2 separate regions of the Homo sapiens genome follow, and region 2 is linked to region 1. The links are chromatin contacts, found by Hi-C or POLR2A ChIA-PET in ENCODE. All regions are on one chromosome and are shown on one strand. The core of a region is the stretch at or near the end of the contact, and the rest is flanking DNA. Distances in the headings are between cores, read along the strand shown.

What was found. A loop is a pair of places that touch in the nucleus more often than their neighbours do. ChIA-PET counts read pairs that join two places held with the same protein, here RNA polymerase II (POLR2A). Pooled maps may share reads with other maps.
Region 2: a loop to region 1 is called in a pooled map, with 5 times the contacts of the local background. The contact joins two enhancer-like sites. A Hi-C loop is called at or near these places in 6 of 50 pooled maps. POLR2A ChIA-PET finds 5 or more read pairs at or near these places in 4 of 52 experiments (CD4-positive, alpha-beta T cell, Caco-2, OCI-LY7 and 1 more).

The regions. Positions count from the first base shown.
Region 1 is chr12:6,276,050-6,279,946 of GRCh38, forward strand. The region is part of intron 2 of LOC105369625 (a long non-coding RNA gene); the gene reads right to left. Among named protein-coding and RNA genes, the nearest start is that of PLEKHG6, 33 kb to the right of the region's middle. RefSeq lists a silencer at 2,465-2,944. Within about 2 kb of position 2,187, at least 32 of the 41 ENCODE cell types and tissues checked have a DNase peak (open chromatin) inside an H3K27ac peak, as active enhancers do.
Region 2 is chr12:6,139,542-6,143,438 of GRCh38, forward strand. No RefSeq gene overlaps it. Among named protein-coding and RNA genes, the nearest start is that of VWF, 17 kb to the left of the region's middle. RefSeq lists an enhancer at 2,806-3,363. Within about 2 kb of position 1,655, at least 12 of the 41 ENCODE cell types and tissues checked have a DNase peak (open chromatin) inside an H3K27ac peak, as active enhancers do.

The sequences.
Region 1 (3,897 bases), core at 937-3,436:
CCGCTCTAAGCCCTCAGAGTTCAAGGGTCCAACCCCAGGTGAAAAGCTCAGAGGAGGGTCTACTCTGCCCAGAACCTCTGAGGGAATGAACGCCACTGGGAGGGGGAGAATACTGGTGCCTGGTAAGGAGAGAAATCCAGTAAACTGAGGCAGGGGCCAGAAGAGGCTGAGAAGGGACAGGACTCCAAAAGCAGCACTCACCTCTAACCTCTATTCCAAAACCACCCTAGTGGGAAAATCCTGGACACTCTACCAGTGAGAAGAAAGGGAGTCCACCCTGAAGTTTGCAAACATAGCTGCACAGGAAAATCACAGGAATTGTTTCTTCGAAGTATAGATTCCTAGGGCTACCTCAGCCTAGCTTGTGGAAATCCTGATGCCCAGGGAGAAGCACAGATTTACTCAATCGGAATCTCTTGGGAGGGCTCAAGCACGAGCATTCCCTTTAAGTCCACTGTATCATTGTACAATCAAGGTTGAGAACCACTGCTTTCAAAAGGCCGGGGGAATCCGTGTGTTGAACGTGTCTCAAGAGATTCTAATGAACCCCAGGTCAGCCCTGCTCTGCTCACAGGTAAATGGGAAACCTTGCTAAAGATAACTCATCCCAAATCATCAAGTGTCGTCTACAAAACCAGCAAGGGGGCGGGTGCGGTGGCTCAAGCCTGTAATCCCAGCACTTTGAGAGGCCAAGACAGGCAGATCACAAGGTCAGGAGTTCAAGACCAGCCTGGCCAACATGGTGAAACCCCATCTCTACTACAAATACAAAAAATTAGCTGGGCACGGTGGTGCGCGTCTATAATCCCAGCTACTGGAGAGGCTGAGGCAGGAGAATTGCTTGAACCTGGGAGGCGGAGGTTGCAGTGAGCCGAGATCTCACCACTGCACTCCAGCCTGGGCAACAGAGCGAGACTCCATCTCAAACAAAAAAACAAACCAGCAAAGGGAATGGCGGGCGCCAGAGACCAGGTCCTGGGGCCATATGGAGAGCTAACAAGGAGAAAAGAGTGGCAAGTGAGTCTCTTCTGGCCCTTTGGCACCTGGGAACAACCAGAGAGCTTGGTCCTCTGGTGGCAGGAGCAGAGCAAGCAAGGGCAGCAGATTTCCATAAGGAAAGCGGCTCCTCCTCCCAGGGCTGGGTTTAACACTTTGCTCTTCAGACACTGTGAAGGGCTGAACCCTTGATAGTAAGTATGTTACCAGACTCCACCAATATCTGAACACGGCCTCTAAAGTTAGGGAGTCGGGGGAACTCCTGCACTATATTTCCTAGCTGTGTGCTCTTGAGAAAGTTACCTCGCTTCTCTGAGCTTCTGTTTCCTCAGCTACCATATGCAGATAAATAATAGCACCTTATGTCCTTGTGTGGTTGTGAAATCAAATGAGATCATTGATGCCTGAGGAGCACTTGGAACAGTACCTGGCACACATAAAGATCAGCTAGTAGGCATAGATATATAAATATCCATATGTGTTTATATAAATATGCATCTATAAATATAATTATATACCTCAAATTATACACATAAAATACAGTTGATCCTTGAACAGCACATGCAAGCATTGGGGCATCAATCCTCAAGCAGTCAAACATAATTTTTTTTTTCAATGACAGCGTTCTCGCTTTTGCCCAGTCTGGTCTTGGACTCGGGTACTCAAGCAATCCCCCAACCTCAGCCTTCTGAGTAGCTGGGACTACAGGCTCCCACACCTGAGTATAACTTTTGGCTCCCCTAAAATTTAACTACCAATAGCCTACTGTTGACTTAGAAGCCTTGCAGATAACATAAACAGTAGGTAAACACGTATTTGATGTTATATGTATTATATATTGCACTCTTACAATAAAGGAAGGTAGAGAAAATATTATTAGGAAAATCATAAGAAAGAGAAAGTGTATTTACTATTCATAAATGGAAGTAGATCAGGCATAAAAGCTGAGGAAGAGGGGGAGGAGGGAGAGGAGGGTTGGTCTTGCTGTCCCAGAGACAGCAGAAAATTCTCGAATAAACGTACTCTCGCAGTTGAACGCCCTGTTGCTCAGGGTCACCTGTATCTGTAAAATGCAATCTTAGTGGAGCGCTGACTATACGCCAGGCACTATTTTAGGCACTTTGCATGCACCTTGTGAGTGGGAGGCCCAGCAGAGCTGACTTGTGAGTTCTGGGACTTTTGGAGAGTCCCTGCGTCCGTCCGTGGGCGGGATCTCCAAGGTGAGGCCGGTGGCCCAGGTTTGGCAAGTTTTCTGCAGCTTTAACACACTCGGCTTCTGAGCCAGATCCTGTCAGGACACCTTCTTCAACCTGCCAAGCGGGGACCCACCCAGGAGTTCCTATTTTTTCCTGATTTGCTCTGAGAAGAGGCCGAAACACCGGGGTACACCCAAGAACGGAGAGGGCTTTCTCCCCACGTGTTAGCCAGGGGGCACATTTCCCCCGCGGCGGCCGCCCATGGCCGGGCCTTGGCAGAGCTGTCCCTCGAATCCGGGCCGAGCCGGGGCCGGCCCCGAAACCCGCTCTGGGAGGGAAGCCACGCCCGGCCCCAGGAAAGGAGCGACGGGAGGGCCCGCGGGAACGGCCTGGCCCAGGCCCGCGCGCCCTGCCCTGTGTTCCCGGGAGGCGCGGTCTCCTGGCGGCAGGGGAGTCCCGGGAGGGCGCAGGGCGGCGCAGAGCCTGGGATCCCCGAGGGTCAGGGCGAGCCGGCGGCCAGGGCGCGGCCGGGCGGGGAAGCCAGGGGCGGAGGGGGCGCGGTAAGCCCACGGAGGGCTGACTCATCCTGGCGCCGCCCTGACTCACCCGCGGCCGCCCTGGCAGCCCCGTCCTGCCGCGCCCCCTCGCGGCCACGCGCGGAAGCGCAGCCGGGGTGCCCCGCCCCGCCCCGTCCGCGCCCTCCTCGGAGCGCCGAGCTGGCTTTGAGCTCTGGCGAGAAAGCGCCAATCGGCGGCAACCCGGGAATCCAAGGACATATGGGGTGCATTGGAGTATTTTTCCATTTTCTTGTAGATAATGAGGTCTCGCTCTGTCGCCCAGGCTGGAGCGCAGTGGCGCGATGTCGGCTCACTGCAACCTCCACGTCCCAGGCTCAAGCGATCCTCCCGCCTCTGCCTCCTGGGTAGCTGGGACCACAGGGGCGCGCCGCCACACCCGACTAATTGTTTCGTTTTTTGTAGAGGCCGGGTATTGCGGTGTTGTCCAGGCTGGTCTGGAACTTCTGGCCTCAGCCCATCCTTCGGTCTCGGCTCCCAAAGCGCTGGGATTATAGGCATGAGCCACTGCCCCCGCGCCCACTTCTGCTTCTAAAAAATGAGTTTCAGGGCCCTCTCCTGGTACCCCAAGCCAAGGCCAAGTGGGAACTGGAAGCTGGAACAGCCCAACTACCCACCCAGCCTGCAGAGGAGAGACCAGAAATAGCCCTTAGCTTCCAGGGAGATGGCGAGTGACCTGATCCTGCGCCTGGTCGGCAGGCCCTTGAGAGCAGTGGCCTCCTCTGTCTTGCTCTCCACCCGATCCTGACTTGTAAGCCCCGTTTGCCCGCATAGTCCCACAATGTACGAAATGAATGGATGGATGAGGGGCTCTGGGGTGCAAGGGAGAAGGAAGCAGGCAGAAAAGCCTTCCTCATCGGGGGGCTTCCTCCTCCACTGTCATCCGCAAGGGACTAAGGTCCTGAATGTGAGTGCCCAGCAGATCCATGCCTGGCCCCAGCACCCTGACTCACAGCCCTCTGCCTGGGACAGTTACCCATTTCTCCTTCCCGGTGGAGCTGGGTCCTGAGATGGTGGCAAATTCACTGGCGTTGAACAGAGACTGGACTAACGAGGGTGACCAGCACTTACCCGGTGCCACCTACCATTGTGCTGAGCCTTTGTGCATAGTTTTGTATTTAATACACCTA
Region 2 (3,897 bases), core at 405-2,904, 140 kb before region 1:
GGATTACAGGCGTGAGCCACCACTCCCGGCCTACTTTTTTTTTTTTTTAATTAACAATGCTGCAGTGAACATCTTTGAAGCTATATCCATGCACAACCCTCAGGATTACTCCCACAGGATGAAATCCTACATGTGGAGCACTGGGTCAGCCACCGTCCACATTTTCAGTGAGGCCTTTGACAATAAGGCCAAATGGCCCCCCTGAAAAATTGCAATGGTTTATAATGGTTGCAATGGTTTAATTACCCATTTGCTGAGTAGGATTTTGCCAGGTGAAAATGAGGGCAAAGGCACATCAGCTGCAAGGAAGGAAGTAAAAGCTTAGAAGCAGGCAAGCTCTGAGATGCTAAATCAGTAAGTAGGTGAATAAGCCAGTTGTTACAGCCTATAAAGGAGACTCACAGGAAAAGAGACCAAAGAGAGGAATAAGAGGCAAGTCCTCAGGGACCTTCAACCAGTGTAGGGGTTTATGTTCATCCTGTGACACCAGATGAGGCCCTCTGGCAGCAGTGGCATGTATTGTGAGAGGTCAGATGGAGAAAGGGAGATCCATTAGTGGTTGGTGGAACCTTCCCGGACAGGGAAGACGAGGGCCTGGAGGAGACCATGGGTTTGACAAGAGAAGAGCAGATACAGCCAACCACGTAACACATTACGGTAGCAGAAGAACAGCCAAAGATGTCTACATCCCATCTCAAACCTCTGAATGCTACCTTACATGGCAAAAGGGATTTTGCAGATGTGAGCAAGTTAAGGGTCTTGAGATGGGGAGATGATCCTGGCTTACCCCAGAGTATCCTGCTGGGCCGATATAATCACAAGAGTTTTTATAAGAGGAGCAGGAGGGTCAGCATCAGGGAAGGAGATGTGATGATGCGAGCAGAGGTCATGCAACGCGGGGCCACGAGGCAAGGAATGTGTGCCCCTGGAAGTGGATAGAGGCGAAGAACAGGTTCTCCCATAGAACCTACAGAAGGAATCCAGCTCTTCCAACACACCTTGATTTTGATCCAATTCGAGCTTCTTACAATTACGAATTGTAAGATAAATTTGTGTTGTTTCAGGCCACTAAGCTTGTGGTCATTTGTCACTGCAGCAATAGAAAACTAATATAGGCCAAGATATCATGCCACACAACCTGCTCCCTTGCCCTCATGGAGGGTGTCCCAAGGCAGCTTTGCCAAATAAGTTAGAGGACAATTAGTGCTGTGAGGCTCAAGGAAGAAGGATCCCTGAGGACCACAGTATGAGAGCCATTAGAACTTGGGCTGATGTAAACAGCATTAAGTACAAATGGGAAGGGTGCGTGACCTCTGGGGGCGCATGGGGCAGGGCTGCTCAGAGGCAGGGGGATGGGTAAATTGACCTCTGCCTGTCTGAGGAGTAAGTTCTCCAGGTAACTAGTACAAAAGCAAAAGAACCTCAGGGGAGGAAAGGTTTTCTAGGAGGACCCATCTTTGTCTTTTCTTTGTATATTTGTAGCATCTCTCTTACGTAAATTCTGCAGGAAAGAGAATTTTCTTGGCAGTATGCGCCAAATAAATAAACACAGCAGTATTTCTTAGGCCAGACGACCAGCTCCCAGCATAAAGCTGTAGCCCCCAGCGGAGAGGAAGCTGTCCTCCTCTACTTCCTCTCTTCTAAAGACAAACATCTTGTGCAAGAATAACATGCTCACTTCCTTCACAATCATCAAAATAGAGAGGACCCACCCACGCTACAATGTCAGAAGAATGGTGCAGCTTCAGACTCATCTTCCCTGGTTCTCAGGAACAATGACACCACATTATTGCTGCTATCGAGCTACAGAGAACTCAGACCATTACATCTGGTGGCATTCCTGGCCCCAGTAGTAGCACAGCAGGATTCCTGACCCCAGAATCACTATCTCAAGACCTGGGGTTCTAATTTGAGAGGCAGAAAGTTACAGCAACTCAAATTTATATGCATCTTACAAAATAGCTTCAAAATACATAAATTGACAATTGACTTCAAAAAGGCTTTCTCAATTATCCATAGGTCAGGCAGATAAAAATCAGTAAAGATAGAAATTTTAAAAACAATGATCAGCCTAGGCAACAAAGTGAGACCTCATGTCTACAAAAAAAAGAAAAAATTAGCCAGGTGTAGTGGCACACATCTGTCATCTTAGCTATTCAGGAGGCTCAGGCAGGAGGATTGCTTGAGCCCCGAAGTTCCAGGCTGCAGTGAGCTATGATTGCACTGATGCAGGGCAAGTAAGCTCCCAAATTGGGACTTAGCCCTGGAAGATTCTTGGCTTTGCTCAGGAAAGAATTCAAGAGCCAGCTGGTGGTAGAAGAAAACAGCTTTATGGAGGCAGCAGTGTGACAACTTTATGACTACTCCTGCAGAGCAGGGCTAACCCCTAGGCAATGTGTTGAGAGCACCAGCTCAGGGGCAGGTCAACAGTCATACATATACCCACTTTCAATTACTTGCAAGTTAAGGTATTGAGAGGTGACAGCGTGCTGGCAGTCCTCAGAGCCCTTGCTTGCTCTCAGCACCTCCCCTGCCTGGGCTCCCACTTTGGCGGCATTTGAGGAGCCCTTCAGCCCCCCACTGCACTGTGGGAGCCACTTTCTGGGCTGGCCAAGGCTGGAGCCCGCTCCCTCAGCTTGCAGGGAGGTGTGGAGGGAGAGGCGCGAGCAGGAAGCAGGGCTGCGTGCCGCGCTTGCGAGTCAGCTGGAGTTCCGGGTGGGCGTGGGCTTGGCGGGCCCCACACTCAGAGCAGCCGGCCAGCCCTGCTGGCCCCGGGCAATGAGGGACTTAGCACCCGGGCCAGCAGCTGTGGAGGGTGTACTGGGTCCCCCAGCAGTGCTGGCCCACCGGCGCTGCGCTCGATTTCTCGCCGGGCCTTAGCTGCCTTCCCGCGGGGCAGGGCTCGGGACCTGCAGCCTGCCATGCCTGAGCCTCCCACCCACTCCATGGGCTCCCGTGTGGCCCAAGCCTCCCCGACGAGCACCACCCCCTGCTCCACGGCGCCCAGTCCCATCGACCACCCAAGAGCTGAGGAATGAGAGCGCACAGCGCGGGACTGGCAGGCAGCTCCACCTGCAGCCCCAGGTGCGGGATCCACTAGGTGAAGCCAGCTGGGCTCCTGAGTCTGGTGGGGACGTGGAGAGTTTTTATATCTAGCTCAGGGATTGTAAACACACCAATCAGCACCCTGTGTCTAGCTCAAGATTTGTGAGTGCACCAATCGACACTCTGTATCTAGCTGCTCTGCTGGGGCCTTGGACAACCTCTGTGTGGAAACTCTGTATCTAACTAATCTGATGGGGACGTGGAGAACCTTTGTATCTAGCTCAAGGATTGTAAACGCACCAATCAGCGCCCTGTTAAAACAGGCCACTCGGCTCTACCAATCAGCAGCATGTGGGTGGGGCCAGATAAGAGAATAAAAGCAGGCTGCCGGAGCCAGCATTGGCAACCCGCTCCGGTCCCCTTCCACAGTGTGAAGGCTTCGTTCTTTTGCTCTTTGCAATAAATCTTGCTATTGCTCACTCTGGGTGCACACTGCTTTTAAGATCTGTAACTCTCACCGTGAAGATCTGCAGCTTCACTCCTGAGGCCAGCAAAACCACGAGCCCACCGGGAGGAACGAACAACTCCAGATGCACTGCCTTAAGAGTGGTAACGCCCACCGCAAAGGTCTGCAGCTTCAATCCTGAGCCAGGGAGATCATGAACCCACCAGAAGGAAGAAACTCTGAACACATCTGAAAGTCAGAAGACACAGACTCCAGATGTGCCACTTTAAGAGCTGTTAACTACGAGGGTCTGTGGCTTCATTCTTGAAGTCAGTGAGACCAAGAACCCACCAATTCCAGACGCAGTATGGGTTATTCAGAAATTTCTAGAAAAATGGTGGTAACTT